Regions from separate parts of the Mus musculus genome. Here region 1 is linked to region 2. A link is a loop called in an ENCODE intact Hi-C map of the cell type or tissue named here. Cell type or tissue: heart. All regions are shown on one strand.

Region 1 (5,000 bases), 90 kb after region 2:
CACACCAAACAAACAAACAAACAAACAAAAAACCACAAAACAAAAAATGGATTTTATGTACGAGGACAGCCTTGTTACAGCAAGTGTCTCCACTCTCATCCAAGCTGTGGCCCCAAGGTCACTAGACACTTCATAGTTTTATCCTAGATCTCTCTGGCACACCCCAAAACAAACAACTCCATGCTGCTTCTTAGGAAAAGATCAATTTGAGATTTAAGGAGAAACACTACAGGAGTTTCCAACACTGAGATCCTGAGAGATTGCTATCCTTTGGTCTCTCCGTAGTAAGAGATGAATGATAAATGATCAAGTTGGGGGAGTTTGTCTGCAATGCCATTTCAGCAACACATAGGTATGAGGCTTGTAAGCAGATGCTACTGGCAGGCAAATACTCCCCTCCCAGGGTTCGGAAAGTTTCCAGCCCAGCAGGTGTGTGTATATATAGGGACTGAGCCAGATCCTTTCCAAGAGAGTCGCAGCTCCCTCAGTCCCTGCTCTCTGCCTGCTTTCAGCTGAGTCCTTGCTACCAGTGCTTCTGGTTGCCCTAGCAACCATGAGCCGCCAGTTTAGTTCTCAGTCTGCATTTAGCTCGAGGAGCAGGAGGGCCTATAGCTCCAGGTCTTCATCAGGCTTTGGAGGTGGGAGACAGGCTCTGGTGTCTGTGAGTCAGTCGAGGAGGTATGGCGGTGATTATGGTGGTGGGTTCAGTTCCAGGAGTCTCTACAGTCTGGGTGGTAGTAAAAGCATCTTTGGGAACCTAGTGGGACGAAGTGCCAGTGGTTTCTGCCAGAGTAGAGGGCCAGGAGGAGGATTTGGAGGAGGAATCGGAGGAGGAATTGGAGGAGGAAGAGGCTTTGGTGGAGGTGGCTTTGGTGGTGGCTATGGCGGAGGTGGCAGATTTGGAGGTGGTTTTGGGGGTGCTGGATTTGGATTTGGGGGCTTCGGTCCTTCTTATCCTCCCGGGGGCATCCATGAGGTGACTATTAACCAGAGTCTCCTGGAGCCCCTTCACCTGGAGGTGGATCCTGAAATTCAGAGGGTCAAGACCCAGGAGCGGGAACAGATCAAGACCCTCAACAACAAGTTTGCCTCCTTCATTGACAAGGTGAGTTCCTTACGGGCAGGGAGAGTCAAACAGCCAAGACTGCCTCACACTCTGCCAGAATGTAGCTACTAGCAACCACTGTACTCTTTAAGTTGATGGCAGCCACTTCTTCTTGTGCATGTGCTGGGAACTCAGAAAGTGGTTAACCTAGGCTTTTAACCCAGGCTTTCACCCGAACTGTAACATAAGCATTTAACACAGGCTTTTGGGTGTCGGGTGTGTGTGTGCACTGTTAGTAGGAAAGCAGATAAGGGTCCTGATGATACCCAACAGATGCACATGGCATGCATCTTACTCTCATTCATCGTTACCCATGTTCCACTCATCTGTGTACCTTGGCACCCACTCAATCACCTGTACTCCCCACATCCATCTTTCTACCCACCATCCACACACACTTATGCATCCATTCACCCAACCACGACTCAAACATATCCATCCACCATCCGTCTGTCTGTCCGTCCATCCATCCATCCATCCATCCATCCACTGTTCACCCATCATTCACCCATGATCCACTATCCATCCATTAATTCATCCATTATCCATCCATCATGATGGATGGTGATACATCAATCCATCTTTCCATCCATCCATTCATCCACCATCCATCATTTATCCATCAATCAATCCATCCATCATCCACCCATCCATCATCTATCCATCTGTCCATCTATCTGTAACCCACCCATTCACCTATCTATCAATCTTCCTGCCCAATTGTTCCACTCCCATTCAATCCACAAATATTTTATTAGGTCTACTCTATGCCACTGTACATAAAAGCTATAAGGACTACTGGGACACAAGTTATGCTCTCAAGAAGCTCCAAAATGGAATGGCAGAGAATGATGACAGTTTATTGGAGATGCATTAGTATGTGGTACTCTTTGGGTAGCTCAAAGGTGCCTGAGTTGTGCCTGCTGGATACTAGGAGTGCTTTGTTGGGACACCTCAGGTCTTACCTGGGTCTTGAAGATAGAAGAGCCAAACAGCTGTCAGGCAAAAAAATGTCCACGCAGTGAGGAGGCATGAAAAGTGTGACTCCCTTCAGGGAATTTCAAATGTCAAAATTTCTGGGAAAATGACAGAGAAGAAGGGATGTGGTGGGTACAGCTAGAGATGGGCAGTGACAGCAGCTAGGAAGCTGTTGGTGGGCATCAGGTGAGTGTCTTGATGGCAGGTCTCTCTGGGAACTAAAGTCAGTAATGTATAATGAGGTGTTCTGTCTGACTTTGCCTTTTTACCACCCTCTCCAAGGCCAACAAAGGGCCACCTTGAAGCCCTTTACCCTAATTCACATGAAGTTTTCCTCATCTTCAGGTCTCTGAGAAGGAGGTCACCAGACAGCTATGGTCAAAAGCTTCCCTTTGTTACATGCAGAGGAGGGGGCACAATGGCCACTGCCTGATATCAGGGCAAGTGTTAGAGATGGAGCAGTGTATGAGCAGGAGGAAGAGGACATAGAGGGAGAGTCATGGACAGCTCCAAGGGAGTCCAACAGAGCCATGTGCTTGTGTCTGCTTCTGATCACTCAGAATGAGAAACATTTGGTCACCAGGGCAGGGGCTGGAAGGTTTGCCGGGAGTAAGGACTTATCAGTGAGGGAGATTCTACCAGGAAGCTAAGGTTGGCCAAGGAAGGAGCAGGGAAAACTGGCAAACAAAATCCCACAGACTTCTTTTTGGAAATTAACCTGGGATTTTCACTTGATCAAGGCTCCTGACAAGGACAGAAGCCTATTACATTTTAGAGCAGTGTACAGGGATTAGAGGTTTCATATTCTCTCTTCAAAGCAGGCCCTGTGAGGACAATCAGCCTTCAGGCCTCCAGTTTGGAAGAAAGCAAACTTTTGTTGCTATAATTTCTCACCCTAGTTTCTGCTTCCCCTTTGGTACAGCTTGGGCTATTCTCAATAGCCATCCTTTCAAAGGTCAGCGTCCTCTCCTTTAGAAATCCTCCCTGGAGTGGTGTCTCATTTGGAGTAAAAGCTGCAATCTGAGAAGATGTGAAAGCCACTGTCACCAAACATACTGCTGTCATGGAGCGCAGAACTTATTTTTCCACTCCTTGGGAGTGACGCCACAGAAGGAAGAGAGATAGTGGCAGGAATTTTTTGTGGGGGTGTTACAAGCTGTGCTGATAAGTCTACTGTGAGGGCTGGTTGCTCAACCCCTCGATGTGATAAAGCCGGCAAAGATAGGCCTGAGAAAGATGCTCCCCGATTACATTCTTCTCATTAGAGTCAGAATCTAAAGGGACTTGGCAGGGCTGGCTCCCTAGACAGGCGAAGTCTCAGGGGCCTGGAAATTCTGGGTGCCATACAGTGCTCATCATAGGAGTACATGCCAAGTGCTGCTCAGACCCCACAAAGTGAGGGAGGGTTTCCCATTCCTTTCATAGCTCCTGGAGAAGGGTGCTGGACTTTGGAGAGCTCTCTCTCTCTCTCTCTCCTTGCTGTTCATGTGTATATATGAATGGATGAATATAAATATATATTATGAGTGCATACACATGCATTTGTGTATAAGTAAGTGTGATAATATGGATGTCTGTGTGGAAGTGAATATTTGTGCATGTATATGGAGGTATATGTGAAACACATATGTATATATATATATGATGTATATGAATGTGAGACTCTGTGTGTGTGTGTGTGTGTGTGTGTGTGTGCGCACACTTGTGTATGTCTGTGTGCACACAATTGCATGTACCCGAGGGAAGTACACTACAGCCCAGCCCTCTCTATTACTGCATGGGAGAGGAAGGTCTATCCGTGGACAACTGGCTGAGGAAAAGTGAAATCTGGGTTTGGTGACATGGAGCACACACCACACGTGCACTTGGTCTAAGTACCCGGATCCCTCTGGTCTCTCTGTCCTCGGCAAGCAAAGGAAATAGCAAATTTGGGACATTTTTCAAATATCTGTCAGCCCAAAGCTCTTACTTGGGGCATTTAAATGCATTGCAGGATTTTAAAAAGCAAAAGCATGTATTTCAGAACTTCTGGCTGGGTTATGATCACATTTAAATGAGGTTGCTGTCTCAAAAACCATAGTGGCAGGCGGCAAACATGGTACTGGATGCTGGGGGCACCCACCTAAGAATATCCCAAGACCTTCTGTGTCTTGTCCTCTGTCATGTTCTACGTTACAATAATAAAGACAAAAGAAGTGGCGTTTGCTCACGTTGGCGTGGATAAGTTAAGTGTGGGGTGAGAAGTCTTTTATATAAAGGGGTTTATAGCTGGATGAGACTGGCTGGAAGTGACCGAATGAACCACATTGCTTCCCTCGACGGCGAGAAGGCCCATCTTGAATTTCTGAGGTTTGAGTGTGCTGTAAAGCCACCAATCTCTCTTCCCATGGAGAAAGCTGTTCTGCGCTTGGGGTGTTCTTTAGGTGCGGTTCCTGGAGCAGCAGAACCAGGTGCTACAGACAAAATGGGAGCTGCTGCAGCAGGTGAACACCTCCACCCGGACCAGCAGCCTGGAGCCAGTCTTCGAGGAGTTCATCAGTCAGCTGCAGAGGCAGGTGGATGTTCTGACCACCGAGCAGTTGCGCCAGAACACGGAGATCAGGAACATGCAGGATGTCGTGGAGGACTACAAGAACAAGTGAGGAGCCAGGGCGGGGCAAAAGGGTCAAGGAGAAGGCTGTCAGGGTCCTTCTGCTCCTGGTATGACTGGCAGCAGGGGGGCTCTGCATTGTGTAACTGCAGGGGGACACCATTTTACATACGGCACCCAGTCCTGTGCAGGATAGCAGAGACAGTTAGGTGTTGGTTATAACAGGAGGGGCAGGAGATTAGTGAGCCCTACCACACGTTCACCTCTTTGCCCAGAGTGTGCCCTCCTTACTGAGTGCTCTGAGGAGTAGATCTGTGGCTCTTAAAT
Region 2 (5,000 bases):
CTCCAAACTTTGTGGCCTTATTTTCTTCTTCCGACCCTTTCATACAGGGATATAATGGAGTTTGATCATTTCACCCCAATACCCTCACCTATTCCCTTCTCACATCTACAGATCTCTTTTCTCTTTCAACTGGTCTCCCTTCCTACTTTCATGTCTTATTGGTGGCGTTTCTACCCATCCCCTAACCAGGTACCTGGACTTTAAGTGCCTGCTCTTTGAACAATAGTTAATTATGCATGTTATGTGTATATGTGTGCATGTGTGTATATGTATACATGTGTATGTGTATATATATGTATGTGTGCATGTGTGTATGTGTGCATGTGTGTATATGTGTGCATGTATGTGTATATGTGTGCATGTGTATGTGTGCATGTGTGTATATGTGTGCATGTATGTGTATATGTGTGCATGTGTATGTGTGCATGTGTGTATATGTGTATGTGTGCATGTGTGTATATGTGTATGTGTGTATATGTTTATGTGTGCATGTGTGTATGTGTGTATGTGTGTATATTTGCACTACTGGAGGTGGGAAAATAGCTTGTAGGAGTCAGTTCTCTCCTATCCAAGTGGGTTTCAAGAACAGAACTCAAATTTTCAGGCTTTTGGGTAAACCTGTACATAAAGATCTGTCTAATAACCTGTTTCTCTGCTAGGCTCTACCTGCTGGGCCATGTTGGTGGGCTTGTATTGTCTTATAAATGACTTCACATTTGTCACAGGGGGATCCTGTGTGATTGTCTAAGATCGAAATTTGCCAGGCCTGGTGGTGTAGACTGGTAATCCAGGTACTCCAGACACCCAGGTAGGATGATTGTTAAGTTCAAAGCCTGCTCCTGGGCTACAGAATTCGTTCAAGGTAAGCTTAGGCAACTGAAGGAGACTCTGTCTCAAGATAAAGTAAAAAAGAGGAATCAGGCTGTAACCCAGAGCTAGAATGTTTTCCTCACATTCACAAAGTGAATCACAATCACAGACACACACACAGACACACACAGACACAGACACACACACACAGAGACACAGACACACACAGACACACAGACACAGAGACACAGACACACACAGACACACAGACACACACACACACACACACACACACACACACACACACACACACACAGAGTTCATCTCTTCAAACTAACACTGTTGGATGCCTACTGAATGCTACCCCTCAGCTGGCTGGCGGCCAGGCCAGCACACATTGTGGAGTGACAGGGTCTTTGAGGGTTTGGTTTGCTTCATGAGGCAAAGCCAGAGGCTCATTTGGGCAATGTGGAGGCTCCTGGATTGAGGGCAGGAGGTGCGCTGGCTTCATTCCGTGTACTGTCTTCTGTGTGGGTGTTGTTGGTTAAGTCCCTTAGATCCTAGACTGAGTTCCAGAGCAGACATCATGTGAGTTCAGCTGGTGCAATCTCTCTGGTTACTAAGAAAGCATGGTCTGTTCCTGCCCCACACCCTCAGGAGCCTGAACAGGTCAAGTGCAAAACAAAGGCATTGGATCCTGTGACCTCATAGCTTCTTGTGGATCTCATGCTGCATAGCGTAACAGGCATGGAATCGTCACAGACGTGGATTTGACCCCATGCTTGGTGTGACACCCGTCCCCCTTCAACACAAAGTGGGAGAAAGATGTTTGAGCTCAGTCCCTGTGGGACCCCAGAGATGTACGTAAGCAAGGCCCACTGAGGCAGCAGGCAGGGAGGCTCCAACTCCTTTTTCTCTTTTAAACAATTTAATATCATTGGACATGGTGGCATATGTCTTTATTCCCAGCACCTGGGAGGCAGAGGCAGGCAGATTTCTGAGTTCGAGGCCAGCCTGGTCTACAGAGTGAGTTCCAGGACAGTCAGAGCTACACAGAAAAACAAACAAACAAACAAACAAACAAACAAACAGCACTGTATCTACATCACTTTTGCCCCTTCACTCCCTCCAACCCCCTCCAACTCATCCCATGTCACCCCCACATTTATGATCTCTAATTATTATTGTTACTGAGTCTATTTAGCTTGTTTCATGTGTACATGTGTTCAGTGCCAACCATTTGGGACTGGACAAACTATGTGGGGGCTCACTCTTGGAGGAGAATGAGTGTCCCCTTTTTAGCAAACACTGATGACCTGTAGCTCTTCATCTAGGAATGGGGCCATGTAGAGTTTTTCCTGTCTACACTGCCCACACTGTCAACTGATATTGTCACAATGCTGGTCTTGTTCAGGCAACTGTATGGTTGAGAGTCACCGTGCTGCGTCCCTGTCATATAGAGAAGATTCGACCTCACAGCAGATGATCTGGTCCCCTGGCTCTTGAAATATTTCTGCCCCCTTTCATGGTTTTCTCCAAGCCTTAGGGATTGTGTTGCAGATGTAATTGGGGGTTGAGCATCCCACTGTCTCTTCTTCTCTGTATTTTGACCTCTAGTGTCCCCACGAAATAGTTTTTACCTCTTGCAAAAAGAACGCTACTTTGGTGAGGGATAAGAGCTACATCCATCTTTGAGTATAAGCTGAAGTATTTAGAACACAGAATTAGGAACTGGCAATGTGGCCACTCCAGCCATGGGTAGCTGGCCAGGTTTACAATACCAGGCACACATTCCCTCCTGTTGAGTGGACTTTACGCCCAATTAGACAGTGCTGGTCACCCTAAGATAAAGGTGTCCCTATTGCACCATCGTGGGGATCTTTCTGGTCCAGTCACTGTGATCAGAAGCTTTACAGCTGGGTAGGCCTGTTGATTGCTTTCCCCTTGGTGGCATGCATAGCACTTTGTCACCACAGGGACTTTCAGGAAGTTCCTCCAGGTCCTGGGCCCTAAGTGTGCGAGTGTGTGGTGTCTTTATCAATAGGGTCTTAACTTATTTACTGCCTTTTTCGAGGCAACAAAGGGCAATGACAACAGCCGGCATTGTTTTTAGTCTCTTGAAGTGCCATGAACTAAAAACTCAGAGGGAGATTTCCCATGCTTGGTACCATTTTTTTTTCTCTAGATAGTCTGTGGCTCTTGAAAAGAGCAGTATCCCCACAAACGTCACAGCCCCATCTAACTACTTATGTATGTTTACACAGGCACGGATGTATTTTTAAGTAAGCATAAAATAGGATTTCCCTAAGCTTTTTCAACCATCCTTGGTGTTTTCTCTCCATCTTCTCTCGCCCCTCATTGTTTCTTCCCTCTCCCAGATGAAGTCCCTCACCCCATTTTCTCATTTCATAGAATGGGTGCCCAACTATCTCCCTCGCTACAGCCTCCCCCACCCCAGCATAAACCCTTTTTATTTTCCTGTCTCCTGTGGTTACTCCAGGTTACATACATGTAGAGATTCGGAGCTAGACTCCACAATTAGAGAGAGAATGTGGCGTTGGTCTTACTGGGTCTGGGCTGCCTCAGTTGGTAGAAAGTGGTCTAGTTCCGTCTGTTAACTTAGAAAGTTCGAGGCTTCAGTTTCTTTTGCTGTGTAGTATTCCACTGTGTCTATGCATCACATGCCCACTGCCATTCGCTGTCACTTGTTTCCTTGATCTTAGTCATTCTGATTGCAGAATGTGAGACTCAAGGTATTTTTCACATCTTAGTATCATCTATCTATCTATCTGTCTGTCTGTCTGTCTATCTATCTATCTATCTATCTATCTATCTATCTATCTATCTATCTATCCATCCATCCATCCATCCATCCATCCATCCATCCATCCATCCATCTATCTATCTATCTATCTATCTATCTATCTATCTATCTATCTATCTATCTATCTATCTATCCATTCACTTATCCATCTATCCATCCATCCTATCTATCTATCTACCTATCTATCTATCTATCTATCTATCTATCTATCTATCTACCTACCTACCTATTCATTCATCCATCTATCTACCTACCTACATATACATCTATCGTCTATCTATTCATTCTATCTATCTATCTATCTATCTATCTATCTATCTATCTATCTACCTACCTACCTATTCATTCATCCATCTATCTACCTACCTACATATACATCTATCGTCTATCTATTCTATCTATCTATCTATTCTATCTATCTATCTATCTATCTATCTATCTATCTATCTATCTATCTATCTATCTATCTATCATCTATCTATCTACGTGTGAGTGTGTGAATGTGTATGTGTGTGTATATGTGAGTTAGTGTGTGTGTGTGTGTGAGCGATGCTACACACGCATCTATGGAGACTGAGGACAACCTGTGAGAGTTGGTTCTCCCTGACACCACGTGGGTCCCAGCAATTGAACTCAGGTGCTAGGGCTTGGCAGCGAGTGCCTTTACCTGCTGAGCTATCTCATAGCCCCTCAAAACAGTTTTGCATTTTCCTGATTGCTAAAGGTGTTGAACACTTTGAGATATTTATTATGCACTTTATCTCTTCTTTTGAGAACCCTCTGTTCAGAACTATAGCCTACTTCTACTTTTTTTTTTTTAAATGGATCATTTGTTTTCTTGGCTCTTCCTTTTTAGTTCTTTATTTTATATATCCTGGGTATTAACCCTCGATCAGATGTATGGCCGGCAAAGATTCTCTCCCACTTTTGGCTTTCAGTTTTATGAGGTCTTATTTGTCAACTGTTGGGCTTAATTCCTGAACGAATGCGTCTTATTGGGAAAGCCCTTTTCTGTACCTGCGTCTTGCAGGGTGCTGATTATGTCTTCTTCTAGCTGTTCAGCATTTCAGGTTTCACACAGAGCTCTGCTCAGAGTTGATCTTTATGCAGGATGATAGATATGGATCCAGTTTCACTCCTCTACACGTGGGCAAAGCTTCCTTTTACAGTGCCTCTGACTGTGGTGGGGGATATTTTGGGGCTGAGGTTTTAGTGGGGTCCAAGTAGATTCCAGGCAGCTCAGTGTGCCTCCCCTTCCTCTATCCTGGCAGCTTTCTCTTGGATCTTTTCTCTCCTCTTTTCTGGCTTCCCTGACCCCTCATACCTTGCTTGAACTTCTTTGCTACCTCTGCCTCCTCAGAGACGT

Evidence for each region. Hi-C counts contacts between places; a loop is a spot of excess contacts. Peaks named below come from ENCODE experiments on the same cell type or tissue, not always from the same donor. Only the 100,000 strongest peaks of a DNase experiment are listed, where the experiment ranks them.
Region 1: it touches region 2 in a loop (2.3-fold over the local background); 2 of 42 quality-filtered maps call a loop at or near these places.

What each region holds. Positions count from the first base shown.
Region 1 is chr15:101,865,172-101,870,171 of GRCm38, reverse strand. Krt77 (keratin 77) reads left to right here and starts at 467. Exons shown (of 9, transcript NM_001003667.2): 1 at 467-1,105; 2 at 4,507-4,721. The coding sequence starts at 554. In heart, no CTCF peak of the experiment used is centred here; no DNase peak of the experiment used is centred here; H3K27me3 peaks cover 1,958 bases.
Region 2 is chr15:101,955,430-101,960,429 of GRCm38, reverse strand. It overlaps a transcript of Krt78 not described here. Among named protein-coding and RNA genes, the nearest start is that of Krt78, 3.6 kb to the right of the region's middle. In heart, no CTCF peak of the experiment used is centred here; no DNase peak of the experiment used is centred here; H3K27me3 peaks cover 73 bases.